Regions from separate parts of the Homo sapiens genome. Here region 2 is linked to region 1. Evidence: chromatin contacts called from ENCODE Hi-C or POLR2A ChIA-PET data. All regions are on one chromosome and are shown on one strand. The core of a region is the stretch at or near the end of the contact, and the rest is flanking DNA. Distances in the headings are between cores, read along the strand shown.

Region 1 (5,512 bases), core at 1,586-4,085:
AATAAAAGCTAAGTTTTTAAAATTTGCACACAGTAAAATTCATCCTTTGTGACTTACAGTTCTATGGATTTTGACAAATATATAGTGAACCTGAAGTCTACCACCACAATCAAAATACAGACTAGTTCCATCACCACCAAAAATTCTCCATGATGCTTGTTTGCAGTTAATCTCTCTCCCAATCCCTATCCTCTGGTAACTACAATCTGTTCTCTGTCTATTGTTTTGCCTTTCCTGAATGTCATATAAATGAAATCATACAGTATGCAGACTTACGGGTTTGCCTTCTTTCACTTAGCAAAATGTATATTTATTAAAACATCTGTCTGCATGAGTTTTGCTAAAACTCATATTTTTTCCATGTACAGAAAAAAGGACTGGGGGATGGGGGCAGGGGGAGGGATAGCATTAGGAGAAATACCTAATGTAGATGACAGGTTGATGGGTGCAGCAAACCACCATGGCACATATATACCTATGTAACAAACCTGCACATTCTGCACATGTATCCCAGAACTTAAAGTATAATAATAATAATAAAAAAAGAAGCAGCATATGTCACAAAAAAAGGACCATACCAATTGTCATCTCAAAGGCTAACAATGACATTTGAAGTTTTAAAACCACATTATATAGTTGTATTTCAGAGATGTGACCTTTAGTATATGTAAATGTCCCACTTTATAATTTTACAATCTAAGTTGGAAAATCTAGGTTCCTGAAGGGGGAAAAAAACTCTTGTCTTTATTGTATCTGGCTCTTGGCTCTTACCATGATTTCCTTTGATATCCAGCCACTTGGTTTTTTCCATGACTCTTGTCTTCTTCAGAATACCCTGGTAGGTTTGCCATTCTACCTCATGCTGCCTGGATCCCAACTGTTCCTTTGTTTTGGCATCTGTCAGGTCTCCTGTAGGTTTACACAAGAATTGAATCACAATGCAAAATAAACTACTGGGGGTTCCATTTTTTTTAGATATGTACACTGAAGGAACAAGGATACTTAAAGCACTCAACGTGTATAAGCATAACTGCTCACGAGACCACCAATGTCCAAATCGAGCCATCTAAACTAACAAGATTTTCTCAGCAAGGACTTTGTTTCTTATAGGTTAGCAAATGCCTGTTCAATCTCCTGTGATATTCGAAATGGGTTGTTAAAAAAATCTTTAAAGAGAACAGTACAAAATGCATCAATAGACTCTGATAAAATGAAAATGATTTATAAGAAATTCCAGTACTCTGAGTGGCTGCCTAATATCTATGGCAACCATATTTTCCAAACCACAAAATCAGAATATGTGATTTGACCAAGTATTATTTTTACAGCAAGAAGCAATGTGGCAGGTGGAATTGGACAACAAAATACCAAAATTTATAGAGAACTAAACAGAAAACTTTTTATGGAGGCTCATCCATTAAATCAGAACTGATACCCTTTCATGTCAGCAGAGATGCTTCAATAAGGTGGATGAGTGATGAATTCCCCAGTAAGCAAGATAGATAGATGCTCCTTTAGCTTCTTCTCCCCATTACAGTTTGAAAGCAAATAAAGTGTTTGAAGAGTCTAGAAAACTTAAGTCATAAAACTATCAAAGGATGAAGAAAAAGTGCCCTGGGTCACCGGAAGCCTCAAACAACTGAAAATATAAGATTAATAATGTAAAGAAAATAGAAAAGTTAGCAAAAGAAGAGAACTTCTGATTCGTGGTTACAGGCTTTTCCCTAATTCTCACAACCAGAACTGTAACAACAACAAGAACAAAAACCAGATACAAATATATCAGACAACAGACTGACATGAGAACCAGGAGCCTTGCTTCTACTGCTTTGACAAAACCTTGCTACGTCAAATCATTTTGCCTGGATCTTGACTCATTCAGTTATCCATAGGCAAAGGGGTTAGAATGTCCAATCTCTTCCACCTCACAGAGCTCACCTGGGGCTGTGGCTATACTGCTCCCAACGTCCCCAAAATGAAAAGCCACAGCCCTGGCTAGAGTTCTACCATGCGGACCACAGACCACCACCACAGCACGGCAAGCCTCCCTACCTGTTGCTAGGACGAGAGCTGGTTGAATGATGTCAATAGTTTCAGAACAGAATTTCTCTAAGTCTACCGCTCTGCCTGGATCTCGAAACCTGCTCAGGTGAATGTCGGATATCTGCCGAAAACAGGTATTGAACAGAGAGATCTGAGCCAGGAAGAGGCAGCATGGGGAGGGGCGGCTCAGCGGCTCTCTCGGGCAGAAGGAAAAGGCAAAGAGGCAATGCATAACGAACCCCCCAGGTAAGGACAGGGCCAGCACTAGACAGAGCCTCGAGTTACAATCTGACTGAGGTCCCCAGCCTGGAGCGTGGGGCCCAACACCCGCAAGGGTCCCACCGCACGGTGCCCGATCTGCACCTGCCTCCCGGCCCGGCTTCCCGCCGCGTCACCTGCAGGCCCCAGAAGATGTTGCTGTCTCCGGGCCCTGGCGCAGGGTGCGGCCTCCTGGGGGGCGCGGGGCGCGGCAGCGGCGAGGGCTGGCCCGCCAGGCCGTAGTGCTCCAAGAGCATGGCCACCAGCGCTGCGGCCGCCAACCCCGCGACCACCCTGAGAGCCAGCACTGCAGCCATGCCGCCCGCCCGCCGGGGCGCGGCCCTCGCTGATCCCGCGCAGGACCGCGCGGCGCTCCCGGGAGCCGCTTTGCCTGCACTTCCGGACTCTATTGTCGCAGGGCCAGAGCTGGATGCGGGGCCGGCGCCGGATGCGGGGCTGGAGCCAGACACTGGGCCTAGGGTGCTGCGCCCGTCAGCCGCCGCCCAGCACCTGCCCCTCTCTGGCCGCGCAAGTGACTGGGCTCGTTTTGCATAAGTAATACGATCACAGAAAAGAGAACCGAAACTCTGAACACCAATGACGGTGGCCGAGTGGTGGCGGGGAAGGAGACCGGGACCAGTGGCCGGGAGGCGGGGGCTAGAGTCCTGGCTCCGCCTTGGTCAGTCACTCCTGACCTCAGTGGGTCGATCTCCTTACCTGTAAAACGGAGTTAATAACACCTTCCGTGCGCACTTTGCAGGGTTGTTGTATCAAAGTGAGAATGTATGAGAACGCCTTTTAAATTGTCTCACAAATGTGTCAGGTGGCTTCCTCTGGCCCCTTCTGATTATTAACGTACCTCCATAGGTTTTCTTTTCTTTCTCTTCCCCTTCCCTCTACCATTCCCCTTTCCTTCACTTCTCAGACAGGGTCTCTATCCCCCAGGCAGGAATGCAGTGGCGCGATCATGGCTCACTGCAGCCTCGACCTCCCTGACCTTAAGTAGCTGGAATTACAGGCTCGCACCACCACGCCCAGCTAATTTTTTAAATATAGTTTTTGTAGAGACTGGGATCTGTCTGTGTTGCCCGGGCTGGCCTCGGAACTCCTAGGTTCAAGCGATCCTCCCGCCTCCGCCTCCCAAAGTGCTGGGACTACAGGCTGAGCCACCGCGCCCGGCAGCATAGGTTTTCTATAGATGTAATTCCTATGTTTTGTGAAAGTTATTTTTCCCTTAAACTGATTTCACATGCACCTGAGTAAATAATATTGCAACACGGTAGTATACCATTCATTTAATAAGTATTAAATACTTCCTATGGGCCAGACCCAGGAGAATTAGATTCAGCCCTACCTTAATTTATCTAACAACTCCCTTATTGTTGATTTTTTAATTGTTTATTATATATTGCTGTTCTGAGTAATTTTTTTCACGTCTTCCCTTTATTGAAAAAAATTTTAGAAAATGGCAGTTAATAAAAGGCACAAACAAATCAACAGGGATATACTAGTGGAAAACACAATATAAAACTAACATGTCATTGGCTTCTTTAATTGGTTAAGAGCACAAAATGTAACAGGCAAAAGGTCTGTTTCAAACAAATTAAAAAGCTATGTGTTTTTTAAATTCTCCCCAAATCAGATATATACACACCCACAAAAATAGTGTGTGAAGGAAAACTGTCATACACAAGAAGTCGTATCCTGAATTCTTCAAGGAAATACATGTGGAAATAGGAATTAACAGAGTCAGCAACAGATTAATTTTTTATTAATTGAGTCTTAAAATGCTACATAGCCCAAAGCTATACTATATAAAGTACTACTAGGTACAAAGGAAAGTCTGTACAGCTTTTAGCAAAACTGCTTTCCCAGAAAAGCAAATTAAAATAATGCAATCAGCAGACCCAGGAGACTACAGCTAGACATCAGAGCTACAACTTCTCATATCTCTCTCAGAAAATCCTATTTATCCAGAACAGACTAAAATTTCAGGACAAAACAGGGATTTTTAAACTTTTTTTACTTTATCCATTTTAAATTCTTTTTATCTCCCCCACCCCACAAACCAGTAATTCAGCAAGATCCAACAGAAAGAGGGCTACTTTTAGAATTGGCTATTTTATTTTTCTTTTTTTTTTTTTTTTTTTTTGAGACGGAGTCTCGCTCTGTCGCCCAGGCTGGAGCGCAGTGGCACGATCTCGACTCACTGCAAGCTCCACCTCCCAGGTTCAGGCCATTCTCCTGCCTCAGCCTCCCCAGTAGCTGGGACTATAGGCACGTGCCACCATACCTGGATAATTTTTTGTATTTTTTAGTAGAGACGGGGTTTCACCGTGTTAGCCAGGATGGTCTTGATCTCCTGACCTTGTGATCTGCCCGCCTCGGCCTCCCAAAGTGCTGGGATTATAGGCGTGAACTACCGCACCCGGCCTTATTTTTCTTTCTACGGCGAGACTGTCATGGAGCTTGGATATTTCAGGCTCATGTGCATCCATGACCAGTGTCCCACTGTGGTCAAAAAACTTAGCAATGGACTTGGTGAATTCGGCTTCCCGCTGCTGCTTTGTTCTCCCACTGATGAAGGTCAGCTTAGAGGTGTATTTGTCATCAAACCTTTTAAGACTGGAGGACAGTTGCCAAATATCATCAGGATCCATTCCTATAGGATCTTTCCTGTGGGCCACAAGAAAGATGCTCCTCTCCTTATATGAGGTATAAATGGTCAAAATCCCCATCATCATAAAATAGGATATGACGCACAAAGCCAAAATGGGTTTGGACTATGGAAAGGGGTGCATATAATCCCAAATCAAAGCCACTATGGCAAAGAAACAGGAGATTGTACAGATGGTAAGGCGACCATCAATGAGACCAAAATTCTCCACATATTTGTATTTTTCCAGAAGTAACTTTTTGGCAGAATCATCCAAAGAGTTTTTCACAGCTAATCCATCCCACTTGTCAATTTTTACAGGCTTATCATCTGTCTTCCACTTATCCAACAAGCTGCTATGGCCACTGCCTGTGCCGCACCTGGAACCACCGCCAGCCCCACTACTGCCTCCACTACCACTGGTTCTCCCACCCTGATCAGCTGCTTGCTGCTGCCATCTTATCCGCTTCTGCCTGTTCTGAGTAAATGTATACACGTGTGTGTGTGTGTATATATATATATATATATATATGTTGTTTTTTTTTTTTTTTTTTT
Region 2 (5,512 bases), core at 1,823-4,322, 640 kb after region 1:
TTATAAAGCAAAGAGAAGAAATTTAAGCCAGCTGTAGAAATTTGCGTTAAGTAACAAGGAGCTGAATGTTAATCACCAAAACAATGGGAAAAATGTCTCCAGGGCATATCAGAGATCTTCATGGCAGCCCCTCCCATCACAAGACCTGAGGCCTAGGAAGAAAAAATGGTTTCGTGGGCAGCCTCAGAACTTGGGGCCCTGAGTCCCAGCTGCTCCAGCTCCTGGCTAAAAGGGGTCAAGGTACAGCTTGGGCTGTTGCTTCAGAGGGTGCAAGCCCCAAACCTTGGTAGCTTCCACGTGGTAGCTGGGCCTGCAGGTGCACAGAAGTCAAGAATTGAGGTTTGGGAACCTCTGTCTAGATTTCAGAGGATGTACGGAAATGCCTGGATGTCCAGGCCAAAGTCTGCTGCAGTGGAAGAGACCTCATGGAGAACCTCTGCTAGGGCACTGCAGAAAGGAAACGTGGGATTGGACACCGCCCACCCCCCAGAATCCCCACTGGGGCACTGCCTAGTGGAGCTGTGAGAAGAGGGCCACCATTCTCCAGACTCCAGAATGGCAGGTCTACAAACAGCTTGCACTATGAACCTGGAAAAGCCTCAGGCACTCAATGCCAGCCCAGCAGAGCAGCCTCTGGGCCTGAACCCTGCAAAGCCACAGGGTCAGAACTGCTCAAGGCCTTGGGAGCCCACCCTTGGCATCAGCGTGCCCTAGATGTGAGACATGGAGTCTAAGGAGATTAAAATAAGTTTTAAGACGTAATGGCTGTCCCACTGGATTTTGGACTTGCATAGGGCCGGTAGCCCCTTTGTTTTGGCCAATTTCTCCCATTTGGAATGGGAGCATTTACCAATGCCTATTCCCCCATAGCATCTTTAGAAGTAACTAACTTGCTTTTGATTTTACAGGCTCCTAGGCAAAAGGGACTTGCCTTGTCTCAGATGAGACTTTGGACTTGGACTTTTGGGTTAATACTGGAATGAGTTAAGATTTTGGAGGCCTGTTGGGAAGGCATGATTGTGTTTTGAACTGTGAGGACATGAGATTTGAAAGGGGCCAGGGAATCTGGGCGTGGTGGCTCATGCCTGTAATCCCAGCACCTTGGGAAGATGAGGTGGGTGGATCATGAGGTCAGGCGTTTGAGACCAGCCTGGCCAATAGAGTGAAACCCCGTCTCTACTAAAAAATGCAAAAATTAGCCAGGCGCGGTGGCTCACGCCTGTAATCCCAGCACTTTGGGAGGCGGAGGCCGGTGGATAACCTGAGGTCAGGAGTTTGAGACCAGCCTGGCCAACATGGCAAAACCCCATCTCTACTAAAAATACAAAAATTAGCCAGGCCTGGTGGCAGGTGCCTGTAATCCCAGCTACTTGGGACGTTGAGGCAGAAGAATTGCTTGACCCTGGGAGGCGGAGGTCGCAGTGAGCCAAGATCGCGCCACTGCACTCCAGCCTGAGCGACAGAGCAAGACCCCATCTCAAAAAAAAAAAAAAAAAAAAAATTAGCCAGGTTTGGTGGCACACATTTGTAGTCTCAGCTACTCAGGAGTGTGAGGGAGGAGAATCGCTTGAAGTGTTGGAGGTTGTAGTAAGCCAAGATCGCGCCACTGCACTCCAGCCTGGGTGACAGAGTGTGAGACTCCATCTCAAAAAAAAAAAAAAAGAAAGAAAGAAAGAAAGGGGCCAGGGGCAGAATGATACAGTTTGGCTATTCATAATCTCATCTCGAATCTGGTGAGAGGTGATTGGATTATGGGGGTGGTTTCCCCCATGCTGTTCTCATGATACTGGTTTTATAAGGGGCTTTTTCCCCTTCACTGTCTCTCTCCTGCCATCCTGTGAAGAAGGTGCTTGGCTTCTCCTTTGCTTTCCACCATGATTATAAGTTTCCTGAGGCCTCCCCAGCCATGCAGAACTGAGAGTCAATTAAACTTCCTTCCTTTATAAATTACCCAGTCTCGAGTATTTCTTTTGCTTTTTGTTTTTTTTTGAGTTGGAGCCTGACTCTGTCTCCCAGGCTGAAGCTCAGTGGCACGATCTCGGTTCACTGCAACCTCTGTTTCCCAGGTTCAAGTGATTCTCCTGCCTCAGCCTCCGGAGTAGCTGGGATTACAAGCATATACCACCACGCCTGGCTAATTTTTGTATTTTTAGTAGAGATGGGATTTCATCATGTTGGCCAGGCTGGTCTCGAACTCCTGATCTCATATGATCCTCTCTCCTCGACCTCCCAAAGTGCTGGGATTACAGGCGTTAGCCACCAAGCCCGGCCTTGGGTACTTCTTTATAGCAGTGTGAGAACGCACTAATACAGACCCCATTCCAGGAGATGACAAATAGCAAAAGGCAAAATGATACTCCCTTCTTGACTTTTTTTTCCTCTCCCACTTTTATGTCTTTACGTTTCCTCCTACCATCAACTGCCTTTCCTAACATTGTGGTGACTGATTAAAGAAGAAAAAAAGGACGAGATGAAACTACACTTTACAGTACTTTTTCCCCCCACCACTCCAATCCCGAATTGTGAAATTCATTCTTTTCCTGATCCTCTAATTTGTGCAGTAATGCCGCGAGGTAAGGCTGAACCTTTCTAGAGAGCAAGGGCTATCCAATACCAGGAACCTCAGAGTCCTTCCTCAAGCCATTATCTCAGAGCTATCTGATCACTGTGGTCACCATACAGGCAGTCTATTAATGTCAACTACAGCAACACAGTAAGGGTGAGGGGCGGAAAGTGATCTCTGTTTAATTTCGAGGAAGGGTCCAGAGAATTACCATCCAGCTACCCTTCCTCCACTGGTCCCTCGATGTTCTCCCGGCACCTCCCGTCCTCTCTCCGGGCCCATCTGCCGAGTAAGGGCCAGAGAGCCCCCTCCTCCGCTTAAGCCCGACCCCACCAACTTTTCAACCAATACGATACACTCTTTCTTCTCAGGACATAGTCTCAGACTTCATCCCGGCCAGCTCCCTCCGTCCCACTCCTGGAGACTCACCAAGCGGGCGAGGCCACTCCTCTCCGGCGGCAACTCGGACACCCCAACACCGGACCTGGCGCTGCACCCTAGTCGCGCCTGCGCGCGCCGAGCCCGCGCGCCTGCTCACTTCCCGTTCGCCGCGGACACAGACACACCCCTGCAGCTGGAGCCAATCACGGTGCTGGGGGTTTAAATGTCCCTGCCACGCAGACGGAGAGTCTGGGAATTCACTAGTTAACCGGATAGATTTCAGTCCTGCCCGAAGCTGGGAGGTGTTCATGCAATAAACATTTACTGAGGGCAAACCGTATGCCAGGCACTGTGCTGGATGAACGCTGAAGAAAAGAAAGCGAATACAGTGCTTTCCCTGCTCTTCATCGCCTTTCAATATGTCTAGACTAAGATATAGATATGTAAACAAATTATAGTGGATAGAATACAGTGCATAGCACATAGAAAATTTGAGGCGCCTTTGGCTGATAATGAACAAAGCGTTTTATTCTTAGGGGTGTCTGGAAGGGTTCCCGGAGGAAGTGACTTGAGTCATGAAGGATAAGTAGGAGTTCCCCCGGAAATCCGGCAGAGAAAGAGCTAGAGTTTTCCAGGCTCTGGGGAACAGCTTATGTCGAGAACAGCATAACGCCTTCTGGAAATTTCTAGTAGTTCATCCTTGTTAGAGGCTTAGTGCTAATCGTACATCCCCGAGTGTAGAGGAAAGAAAGCTTTAGAAGGCCAACAATCGCTAGATCTTGGAAGGCCTTGGAATTTTAGACCACTTTGTACTAGGGGCACTGAAAGCTATTGAAGAGTTTTAAGCAGATGGAGGATTATTGTAAACTATTTGCTGCAGGAACCCCTCCATGCACCTCTAAGAATAAAATAAACTGCTGGAAATCAAGAAAAGAAAGTGCTTCACCAGGCACAGTGGCTCACGCCTGTAATCAATCCCAGCACTTTGGGAGGCTGAAGCGGGCAGATCACGAGGTCAGGAGTTCCAGACCAGCCTGGCCAACATAGAGAAACCCCATCTCTACTAAAAATACAAAAAATTAGCCGGGCATGGTGGCAGGCGCCTGTAATCCCAGCTAGTCGGGAGGCTGAGGCAGGAGAATCGCTTGAACCTGGGAGGCGGAGGTTGCAGTGGGCCAAGATCATGCCATTGCACTCCAGGCTGGGCAACGAGAGTGAAATTCCGTCCCCCCTACAAAAAAAAAAAAAAAAGAAAGAAAAAATAGCTGGGTGTGGTGGCGGGTGTCTGTAATCCCAGCTACATTACTATCATAATGTCTATCACTGGCGACAGTGCCAGACTCCATCTCAAAAAAAAAAAAAAAAAGTGCTTCAAGGAGTAAGTAGTCTATTCCTAAGGGATCAAGGAAGATGAAGCCTGAGAAATGTTTTTTTTAATTTCATAACACAGAGGTCACTGATTATCTCAGTGAAAGCTGTTTGTTGGAATGCTGGGGTTGAAAAAAACAACTTAGTAGTTTGGAGGTGGGGGAGATGTAGAGATGGGGACAAGTTGTAGAATGCTTTTGGAAAGTTTGGCCTTGACAGGGAGGAAGGAGGGAGAATGATGAAGGATCAAGATTTTTTGTTTTTGTTTTTTTGATTTTTGTTAGAATTAAGACAGGAGAAACTTGAGCATGGTAGGGAAGATTCAACTGAGAAAAAAATGGTTGAATAAAGGAAGAGAAGGGATAGTCAGTAGGCAAAGATCTTGAAAGGGTAAGAATAGAGGCAGTTTAGAGGCAGTTCGAAACACTGGTAAGAATAATGGTTTTGGAAGAGGGCAGGGAGGGAGAAAGAGAGAGAGAGGAGATATTTCCCCAATTATGAGAGGAAGTATGTTTCTGTATGTTTAGTAACAGGAAGTTAAAGTTCTCATTTGCTGACTTGTTTTCTCTGTGAAGTTGAAGATGGGGTCATCTTCTGATAGAAAAGGAGGTGGTATTGGGAGTTTAAAGGAAAGCTGAGAAGATTTGGAATATTGTAGAAAGTAATACAACAAGTTGACAGAAGAATGTTGTAGGACTGGTAAGCAATATTGAGGGCCTTTTTAATATGGGCAAAAATGAACTCACCATTTTCTGCCCTCCTGTGTAAATTTCTCAAGCAGCAGTCACTTGTTGAGGGCAGAGGTGGAGAAAATGTATGGTTGAGTTCATTAGTTCATTTAGGGTTGTGATGGTCATTGATATAATTCCGTGGTTCTCAACCAGGGACGATTTTGTCCTCCGGGGGATATTTGGCAATGTCTGGAGATGCTTTATTGTGATGACAGGGAAACGGGGGTGGGTACTACTAGCATCGTGTCCAACAGTGCTGCTAAACATACATACACACACACGCACACACATATATGTATATATATATAGAGAGAGAGAGAGAGAGAGAGAAGGTCTTGCTCTGTTGCTCAGGCTGGAGTGCAATGGTGTGATGTCAGCTCACTGCAACCTCTACCTTTGCAGCTCAAATCCTCCCACCTCAGCCTCCTGAGTAGCTGGGACTACAGGTGTGCACCACCACTGCCGGCTA

What was found. A loop is a pair of places that touch in the nucleus more often than their neighbours do. ChIA-PET counts read pairs that join two places held with the same protein, here RNA polymerase II (POLR2A). Pooled maps may share reads with other maps.
Region 2: a loop to region 1 is called in a pooled map, with 3 times the contacts of the local background. The contact joins the promoter of SNAP23 here to the promoter of TMEM62 in region 1. A Hi-C loop is called at or near these places in 1 of 168 maps with a recorded cell type or tissue (CD4-positive, alpha-beta T cell), 1 of 37 single-sample maps with no recorded cell type and 7 of 50 pooled maps. POLR2A ChIA-PET finds 5 or more read pairs at or near these places in 1 of 52 experiments (endothelial cell of umbilical vein).

Annotation. Positions count from the first base shown.
Region 1 is chr15:43,130,909-43,136,420 of GRCh38, reverse strand. TMEM62 (transmembrane protein 62) reads right to left here and starts at 2,835. Exons shown (of 14, transcript NM_024956.4): 1 at 2,439-2,835; 2 at 2,053-2,164; 3 at 772-909. The coding sequence starts at 2,618. It also overlaps the pseudogene SPCS2P1. RefSeq lists silencers at 1,966-2,177, 2,368-2,767, 2,988-3,047.
Region 2 is chr15:42,493,194-42,498,705 of GRCh38, reverse strand. SNAP23 (synaptosome associated protein 23) reads right to left here and starts at 3,072. Exons shown (of 8, transcript NM_003825.4): 1 at 2,993-3,072. RefSeq lists enhancers at 2,312-2,855, 2,856-3,399.